Regions from separate parts of the Homo sapiens genome. Here region 1 is linked to region 2. A link is a contact called in ENCODE Hi-C or POLR2A ChIA-PET data. All regions are on one chromosome and are shown on one strand. The core of a region is the stretch at or near the end of the contact, and the rest is flanking DNA. Distances in the headings are between cores, read along the strand shown.

Region 1 (4,791 bases), core at 2,292-4,791, 43 kb after region 2:
CCTGGAAGGCCACAAAGAAGGTTCGTCCTCCTAAGCCACCACCCAGAGACCCTCGGCTCGGAAGCTGGGATATTCCCAGGGAGCCAACAGGGTAGACCCTCAGGAGGCCTTTAGGGAAGTCTGCCCTTCCCCAGTTTCTTTTTAAACATGCTCTTCCCTCCTCCAGAAATGTCCTTTCCTCCTTCTCAGCCCAGCTGACTGCTACTCATCCTTCGAGTCCCAACACAAAGCTCGCCTCCTCTAGAAGCCATCCCTGGCTCCCCTATGTAGTAACCGGTCCCTCCAAAGTGTTCCCACAGCTCCTGACTTAGTCGTTCTTGGTCTAACTTAAATATCAATGTTCTTTTCGCCCATCTGCCTCCCCACTAGTCTGTAAGCCCCTAGAAGTCAGGGCCTCTTATTCTTTTCTATATTCCTACTGTCTTACACATTGCCAGTAAATGTGGAAGGAAGGGGGAGGGGACGAAAGAAGAAACGGGAAGCACCAGTTCTGGCCTGAGGCACCAGAGGCTTTGCCCTGTGGCCTGTCCTCCTGGTATTCATCTGCCTCACATGACCTGGCGCCTCCTAGCTTGAACCCTCAGTTTCTGCCTCGCTCTGGGCAGGGAGGACACAGCTCCCATTAGCTGCCTCCTGTTGCTAGTGCCTGCCAGCCCCTCATTAGCCCAGATGGTCCCCACTTCTGCCCTGAGAGATATGGGCTCAGCAGAGGTCGAGGCACAAATGAGTTTCCCTGACCTTCCTGCCTGGTGAGCCCCTTATGCCAACCCCAGGCAGTTATCCTCAGGCTGCTATTGGACAGAAGCATTTGATCCTCAGAGCTCTGACCGTGGACACACACTTTACCATCAGTTATGGGGTCAATCCAGGGGCCTAATGAGGAGCATCTTACCTGGGAGAAAGTGAGGCATATGACTCAAGCTAGACATGTGAGGAAAGGCTAGGATAACCAGGAATAAAGAGAAGTATCCAGATGGCATACTCTGGTCCAAGGACCAGATGGCCCCTAGCCTCACTTGGCAGAGGCCAAGCCTCCAGCCTCCCAATTCTTTACATTTCATTCAGCTCCCTGAGAATGCTCCCCTCAGCCTGCCATAGGAGTGTGCTCTCCGCAGCACAGAGGAGTCATGGAAGTGGAGACTGTGAGAGTGACAGAAGAGAAGAAACAGAACATGGAGGCCTGCCTCCTAGGCCACACACCTGTGCCCGGCCACACCTCTGGCTTCTAGACTCCAGCTTGCCCTGGGAACCTCTCCTCCCAGGGAGGCTGAAGACAGGCCCTGGGGCAGTAGTGGGTGGAGACTGGACCTCAACGCCTAGAGGGAAGTGAAAGGGTTAACCACCCCGCCACCCACCACCACCTGCCACTGGGCCCCTCTAGCCAGCTCACCCCAGAGCACTGTAAGCCCAGGCTTGTCTTTGGTGCTCTCTCAATTTCATCTTCCCTCTTATTCCTCCTTCCCACTCCTTCTGGGAGACACTGGGAGGAGAAGCTAGGGGCCATTGGCACCAGCTGTCTCTGGGGTGTCATTTAATACTGTCCGTAATCACCACCTCCTCTCCTGGCTTATTAACTCTTTCCCTCATGGCTACTCTTGTCATCCCTGGACATCTCTCTATCTCTGTCTAGCTCTCACCACACACACACACACACACACACACACACACACACACACACACACACACACACACAGTGAATGGGAAGAGGGAAGGGCTAGGAACTAGGCACACTCTGGTTTCTTGCCACTGCAGTTCCTTTCCCACCTGACTTCACCCCCGAAAACTAGTCCCACCACCAGCTGGGCCAGGAGCAGGAGACAGGCTGGTTCAAGGAGCTGGAGGAACAGAGGACACTTCTGAACCAGCAGAGCAATCACACAACAGCAAGCTCAGAGAAAGAGAATCCCAGAGGGCAGATTTGAGGATGGACACAGGGAATACAAAATTAGAAACTGCCCAAAGATATAGATTCCTCCTCCAAACAAAATAGAGTCACCAGAGTCCGAGTGAGGACTAGAACACTCTGATCATGTATGCGTTTCATAGCCTAGATGGGAAAAGGGAATAGAGGCCTTTTCCCCTGGCAACTCAAGGAGATTCTGCTTCTGAAAGTGTTTCCTGAACTTCAGGATGCTCTGAAGAAGTAAGGAGCCGTATCAATCACTGTTGAGTTCATTGGCAGGAAATAGACCACAGTCAGGGTGAGGGGCTGGGAGCCTCAGACCTGCCACCTGCCAACTACAGGGTCTTGGGTTTCATGGTTGTGAGATTATAATGACCACACATCCACAGGACACTTCTATCTCAAATATCCAGTGCTTCTGTCAGACGAGGTGCCATGATTTGGAGAAGTGAAAAGGTGGGGAAACCGAAGCAGGAGGATCGCTTGAACCCAGGAGTTGGAGTCCATCCTGGGCCACACAGCAAGATATTGTCTCTATTTTCTTTTTAAAAAATAAATTTTAAAAATAAAGAAAATAAAGTATGGTCCTTTCATGCAATGCCCAGCATGTGTCAGTCCTTCCACAGCATCTTTTTCTTTTTCTTTCTTTTTTTTTTTTTTTTTTTTTGAGATGGAGTTTCACTCTGTTGCCCAGGCTGGAGTGCAGTAGTGCTGTCTTGGCTCACTGCAACCTCCACCTCCCAGGTTCAAGCGATTCTCCCGCCTCAGCCTCCCAAGTAGCTGGGACTACAGGCGCCCGTCACCATGCCCAGCTAATTTTTGTATTTTTAGTAGAGTCGGGGTTTCACCATATTGGCCAGGCTGGTCTCCATCTCCCGACCTTGTGATCCGCCCGCCTCGGCCTCCCAAAGTGTTGGGATTACAGGCGTGAGCCATCGCGCCTGGCCCCACAGCATCTATTTTAGCAGCCACCGCAAGGGCTGGGTGACCCTGGTGTAGCCGGGAGTGGGCTTATTTGCAGGTGAACTGGGAGGGTGCCCCCACCTGAGTCTTAGGTCATAGGAGAAGTGCGGGTCAGGCCTCAGCTGCCTATCCCTGGAGCAAAGGCAAAGTCCAGGATAGCCTTCCAGTATCACCTTCCACCAGGCAGGCCAGCCGGTCCTCTGAGAGATAAGGCTCACACTTTGGACTCCACACAGCGACGGGGCCCCCTGCCCCTCCAGCTGGCAGGCGGGCTCCCTGCCTGCTTAGGGGTCTAGGCCGAGGCAGGGGGAGGACCGGACGGCCGGCCACTCGCCGCGACCAGCAGGAGAGAGGGGTGCCTGCCACAGGTTGTCACCCTCGCCGCCTCCCCCGGCGGCGCCCCGCCCCTTACTCAGCCCTCATTACTGCAGCGCCTCGCGGGGGTCTGGCCCGGAGTGGAGGGCGCGCGGTCCCAGCCCTCCCGCTCGGCCGGCGGGTGTCGAGTTCAGGTGCGACCGAAAAGGGGAAAGGAGGGCACCGCCACGTGAGCTGTCCTCTCCGGGGAAGGCGGTGGCTGCGTGAGGGCGGGGGCTGCTCGGTCCCCAGGGCCCCGCCCCTCTGCCCCTCTGCCCCGAGCGGTGCTGGCGGTAGGGAGGGGCCAGCCCGGTCCCCGCCCTCCTCGCCCGGACCCGCGCTGCCCGGCTCCCGCGGGCCGCTCGATCCCAGTCCCAGGCTGGGCATCGGGGCTGGCTGGCATCGCCGGGGAGCCGACGGCGACGGGGAGCCCCGCGGGCGGGGAGGGCGGCGCAGGGCAGCGGGTGCGGTGACACCTGTGGGCACAGGTGAGCGGCGGGAGGGCTACGCGGCCCGGGGGCGGGGCGGCCGGGACCCGGGGCCTGGAAGCCGGGGCGAAGGGGAAGGAAGGCCTGGCCTCCCGAAGGCGGGAGGAGGGGAGCCGGGGGCTGGGCTGAGACAGGACCCTGGGTAGGGAGCAGTGCGAGGGAGACAGCGCCCTCAGAGGGAGGACTATTGGGAGGCGGCAGGAGGGACAGCGAACGTTTCCTCCTCTGCTCCTGAATCGGAGGAAGGTAAGGGAGGGCTGAGGCAGGACCTCAGGCCCACCCGGTCGGGGCACAAACACCTGCGCAGCCTTCTTGAGCCCACCGCCCCTTAGGAGGCCTCTCCTCTTCCAGGCCCTGCCCACTCGAGGGCGGGCCCTCCCTCCAGGTTTAGGGGGGAGGGATGGAGCCCCACGCCTGGCCCCCAGCTCCATGGTGGTATTCCCAGAGTCTGGGGAGGACCAAATATATAGCCCGAAACTGGAGAAACTCTAATTCTATTTGGCTGGTCTCTAAGGGCAGTGGCCGGACAGCTGGCCCCACTCACCTCCCTGTCTGTGGTCAGGAGGGTTCAGGTAGGAGATGGGCAAGCCTTTCAGTAAAGGCCAGACAGTAAAGATTAGAGACTTCGCGGCCTACACCGTCTGTCCCAACTAGCAAGAAGCAGTCACAGGTTATTAGGAGACCAGCAGAAGAGGATGGATTCCAACAAAACTGTGTTTATGGACACTGAATTTGAATATCATGTAATATTTACTTGTCCCAAAATATTGGTGGCTTTTTTGCAGGGGGGGCAGCAGTTGTTTCAACTATGTAAATATGTAAAGGCTTACAGGCTGTACAAAAACTGGTGGCAGACTGGGCTGTCTCCAGCCACCCCCACTCCCAGCCCACCCCACCCACCATGGCCTCCCTCCAGCTTTTTCCCAAGCTTTATATGGGGAAGGGGATGGGGTTATATCTAGGTGCAAGGAGAACCCTCCCACCTGGGTGTATCCAGAAAGCCCGAGACCTGTCTGTGACCCTTGTTCCCATTTGAGACCAGTGCAGGAGCTTGTACCCCAAATATGCACACATGTGAGAGAG
Region 2 (4,883 bases), core at 1,373-3,872:
CAAACACACACATGTATCGGCACGGCTACGTCTCCCGGTCTGTTTCCAGTTTCACGTTCCTCCCTCCTGGGCCAAACCACCACTGGGGACTCTTTTCTTCCTACAGCTCCAGGCAGCGCTGCATCATGGAAAGGTCACTCAGCTCACATTCATGACATGCTTTCTGTATGCAAGGCAGATCAGATCTAAGGGCAAACAAACATACCCAAACCCAGGGGACTACTGAGCACAGACAAATAAATAAGCAATTACAGTACAAAACAAGAAGTGATCAAGAGATACATAAGAGGACCCAAGAGCCCTCAGAAGGCCACTTACACTGCAGGAGGGGCCTTAGGAAATACTTCCCTGAGAAAGTGACATTTAAGCTGAGACCAAGGTATTAATACTACAAAGGAGTTACCTAAGGAAGGAAGACAGGGGGTGAGGGAGGGCCATCCACACAGGCTCTAGAGCAGGCGGCCTGGTTTTGAAACCAGCACCAGCACTGCCTGCCTGTGCCTGATGCACTCAGTGCAGCTGCACTTAACTTCTCCAGCCTCAGTTTCCTCATCGTAAAATGGCTAGTAAGCCTGCTCATTCCTGTAATCCCAGCACTTTGGGAGACTGAGGCAGGAGGATGACTTGAGTCCAGGAGTTCAAGACCAGCCTGGACAACATAGGGAGACCCCATCTCCAAAAAAGAAATAGACAAAACAAAACACAACAAAATGGATAGTAATAGTACCTGCCTCTTTGGGTTGTAGTTGGGAAAATTGAGTTAACACATCCAAGTGCTTAGAACAACAACTGACACAAAAGGTTCCTTAAATGTTCAATTAAAATATATGAAGAAGCGGCCGGGCGTGGTGGCTCACGCCTGTAATCCCAGCACTTTGGGAGGCTGAGGCGGGTGGATCATGAGGTCAGGAGTTCAAGACCAGCCTGGCCAAGATGGTGAAACTTCATCTCTACTAAAAATACAAAAAAATTAGCTGGGCGTGGTGGCATGCGCCTGTAATCCCAGCTATTCGGAAGGCTGAAGCACAGAATTCCTTAAACCTGGGAGGCGGAGGTTGCAGTGAGCCAAGATTGCACCACTGCCCTCCGGCCTGGGCAACAGAGCAAGACTCCGTCTCAAAAAAAAAAAAAAAAAAAAATATATATATATATATATATATACATATATATACGAAGAGGCTAGGTGCGGTGGCTCACGCCTCTAATCTCAGCACTTTGGGAGGCCAAGGTGGGCGGATTACCTAAGGTTAGGAGTTTGAAACCAGCCTGGCCAACATGGTGAAACCCCATCTCTACTAAAAACATAAAATTAGCCAGGCGTGGTGGTGCATGCCTATAATCCCAGCTACTCAGCAGACTGAGGCAGGAGAATTGCTTAAACCTGGGAGGCAGAGGTTCCAGTAAGACAAGACTGTGCCATTGCACTCCAGCCTGGGCAACAAGAGTGAAATACTGTCTTGAAAAAAAAAAAAAAAGCAAGCACATATGAAGGGGCCAGGCATAGTGGCTCACACCTATAATCCCAACACTTTTAGGAGGCTGAGGTGGGTGGATCGTTTGAGCCCAGGAGTTCAAGACCAGCCTGGGCAACATAGGGAAACCTTGTCTCTACAAAAGAATACCAAAAAAAGCTGGGCTTGGTGGCTCATGCCTGCAATCCCAGCTACTGGGGAGGCTGAAGCACAAGAATCACTTGAACCCGGGAGGCAGAGGTTGCAGTGAGCGGAGATCACGCCACTGCACTCCAGCCTGGGTGACACAGCGTAACTCCATCTCAAAAAAAAAAAAAAAAAAGGCCAGTAGTGACCTGTATTTGCACCGCTGCACTCCAGCAGAAGTGGTTTCAGGTGCCCAAGAGCAGGTGGCGGAAGGCAGGTGAGGTGGAGAGCAGATGCCCATAAACAGGCAGGTCCATGTGGGAGGGAAGCTCCAAGAGGAGATGATGCCTTCAGCTGGGAATAGGGAGGTGGCTGGGAGTAAGCAGAGAAGGCCAGACACATCCTTAAGGGAAAATGGATGAGAAGCTTTTGAATCTGTCTGGCTGACAATAACCGCTCACCGCCTAGGACTAGACAATTCACAAGACAGTTTCTTAACACGTCCTTATTCCAACCTCAACAGCCCCAGGGAACAGGCTTGTCATTCCTCTTTGTGGGAGGGAAACTGAACCGGAGGGGGATTAAGGCCCTGGGCTTGTTCGTGGGGTCTTAGACCTAAAACCAGGTCTTCCAAGTGAGGCTGTCCTGCAGGTCTCACATGCACACGCACACACACGCACACACATACACACATGAATACACACACACCCTCCCAAAGGGTCCCGGGCCCTGCTCACTAACCCCCTCTCCCGCTCGGAAAGGTGCCCTGGAAGGCAAGTGGCAGAAGTGACTTTGTTGTGGGGATGATCTCAAACCTGCTCTCACTGGGGGGAAAGTTAGTTAATTATTCACAAATGAAAAAAACAAGGTACAGGGTAATGGGAATAATATGCTAACATTTGGGTACTAAATAAGGGAAAGGAGGAATGTGTACAAGAGTGTTTGCTGATAGGTGCACAAAATGTTTCTGGAAGGATGCCCAAATTCTGGTAAGGATGGCTGCCTCAAGGGAGGGAGCTGCCCAGAGGGAAGGAAGGGGACTTTTCAGCGTGTACCCTTCTGGGCCTTTGGAAATTTGATGTGGTTACAGAAGCAAATATGTGCTTTAAAATACACGCAAGTGCTTTGGTTATGATGAATAACAGATTACTTAAAACACACCCACGACTGAGGTATGTTGTCATGTCATGACTGAAAACCATGTTCCCCCCTGGCCCCTCCTTTCCCTCCCCACGGTTCCAGTTGTGGGAGGCCACAGGCCCGAGCGTCATGATCCTTGTGAATGAGGGGGGGCAGACCACATCAGGCTCTGCAGCCTAGACTGTCCTGTCTGCCTCTTTGGGTGACCACAATCGCACCCACTCAAGCTAGACTGGAAAAGAGGGGAGACCAGGAGCCGTGGCTCATGCCTATAATCCCAGCACTTTGGGAGGCCGAGGTGGGTGGATCACCTGAGGTCAGGAGTTCAAGACCAGCCTGGCCAACATGGTGAAACCTCATCTCTACTAAAAAATACAAAAATTAGCCAGGCGTGGTGGTGGATGCCTGTAATCCCAGCTACTCGGGAGGCTGAGACAGGGAGAACTGCTTGAACCCGGGAGGCAGAGGTTACAGTGAGCCGAGATTGTGCCATTGTACTCCAGCTTGGGTGACAGGAGCGAAACTTCATCTCAAATAAATAAATAAATAAAAATAGGGCAGTGGAGCACAGGTGTGGTCCCAGCTACCGGGGAGGCCAAGGCAGGAGGACTGCTTGAGCCCAGGAGTTCAGTGAGCTGAGATGGCACCACTGCACTTCAGCCTGAGTAACAGAGCAAGATCCTGTCTCAAAAAAACAAAAGAGTATAAACTCAAAAATACACATCAGTGTAGTATGGGAAGTTAATATTTTTAAAAATAAGATAAAATAATAATAAATTAATTTAAAAGTAATAAAAAAATTTTTAAAACAGCACGGGATTCTTGTCCAGAATTGACAACACAAAGGGACTGAAGCGTTCCAGGCCCCAGGAGCAGCCATGCAGCAGGCCTCTTAATTCAGAGAGCAGACAGCGCTCAGGCACCCATGCCAGGCCCGAAATGGTCATCCCTCTGGTGGGCTACCTCTTTTTCTGCTTTTTCAATGTGTCTTCCTGCTTCTGCCCCCTCTACCAGGAGGCCCAGCTCATCACATCGCTCAGACACCAAAGCCCCCCAGTGACCCCTGGTCAGCTGTGGTGGGGCTGCCCTTGGGCAGGGTGCCCAATGCTGGGCCAGTCAGCTGAGGTCAGAGGGGACAGGGCCATGTGGGTCAGGACAGGAAATGCCCACCCTAGGAACGCGCAGCAGGGAGCCGGGAGAAGCTCAGTTTCTCTCAGAGGGGGCTGTAGGCGGGGCATTCATGTGGTGGACAAAAAACCTCCAGGACGCCTTCAGTCCAGCAGCCTTAGTTCACCTCTCCAGGCCAGCCTGGCCTCACCTGACCTCCAGGCACTGCCTTCCCTGGATGTGTACTTGCGAACAGAGGCGAAGATACCTTCCCCCATCTAAGAGCCAGGAGAAATATCACTGATATTTGTTACAAGGGAGAAGCCCCAGCTTTATAAATACCTGCCTACAAAGGGCCCTCACATGTACCCCTCCTCCCTTCCCTCCTCGGCCCCAGCCTCTGGCAGCCACCCCACTTGCTGCCTTTGCCAGGGCTCCAGCAGTAGTGAAAATATTTGGAGATTTTGGCCAACCCACGAAGCAAAAAAAAAAAAAAAAAAAAAAAAGAGCAAAATAAACCACCAAGAAAGCATGGGATTTTAAAATCAGAAAGACCTGGATTTCCTTCTACCTCTGCCACTCGCTAGCTTTATGATCTTAGATCAGGCACTTAACCTCACTCAGTTTCTTCACCTGTGAAGTGGGAGGGACAACACCTAATTCACAAGGTTGTCAGGAGAATGAAAAGCGAAGATATACATGACAAAGCCAGCCCACTACGGGGCACACAGTACAGGCTCACAAATGGCTGCCCCACCATTCCCTTTCTCCTTACATTTTCTTTCTTTTTTTTTTTTTTTGAGACAGAGTCTCACTCTGTCGCCCAGGCTGGAGTGAAGTGGCATCATCTCTGCTCACTGCAAGCTCTGCCTCCCGGGTTCACGCCATTCTCCTGCCTCAGCCTCCCGAGTAGCTGGGGCTACAGGCACCCACCACCACACCTGGCTAATTTTTTTTGTATTTTTTAGTAGAGACGGGGTTTCACCATGTTAGCCAGGATGGTCTTGATCTCCTGACCTTGTGATCTGCCTGCCTTGG

The links. A loop is a pair of places that touch in the nucleus more often than their neighbours do. ChIA-PET counts read pairs that join two places held with the same protein, here RNA polymerase II (POLR2A). Pooled maps may share reads with other maps.
Region 1: a pooled map shows a loop between it and region 2 (2.4-fold over the local background). The contact joins the promoter of PLEKHG6 here to the enhancer-like site in region 2. A Hi-C loop is called at or near these places in 1 of 168 maps with a recorded cell type or tissue (astrocyte of the cerebellum) and 6 of 50 pooled maps. POLR2A ChIA-PET finds 5 or more read pairs at or near these places in 6 of 52 experiments (A549, Caco-2, MCF 10A and 3 more).

The regions. Positions count from the first base shown.
Region 1 is chr12:6,307,141-6,311,931 of GRCh38, forward strand. It overlaps PLEKHG6 (pleckstrin homology and RhoGEF domain containing G6), which reads left to right and starts at 3,542. Exons shown (of 16, transcript NM_001384598.1): 1 at 3,542-3,708. RefSeq lists an enhancer at 2,356-3,076 and a silencer at 3,439-3,488.
Region 2 is chr12:6,264,754-6,269,636 of GRCh38, forward strand. All of the region lies in intron 2 of LOC105369625 (a long non-coding RNA gene), which reads right to left. Among named protein-coding and RNA genes, the nearest start is that of PLEKHG6, 43 kb to the right of the region's middle. RefSeq lists an enhancer at 4,082-4,827. Within about 2 kb of position 2,623, at least 7 of the 41 ENCODE cell types and tissues checked have a DNase peak (open chromatin) inside an H3K27ac peak, as active enhancers do.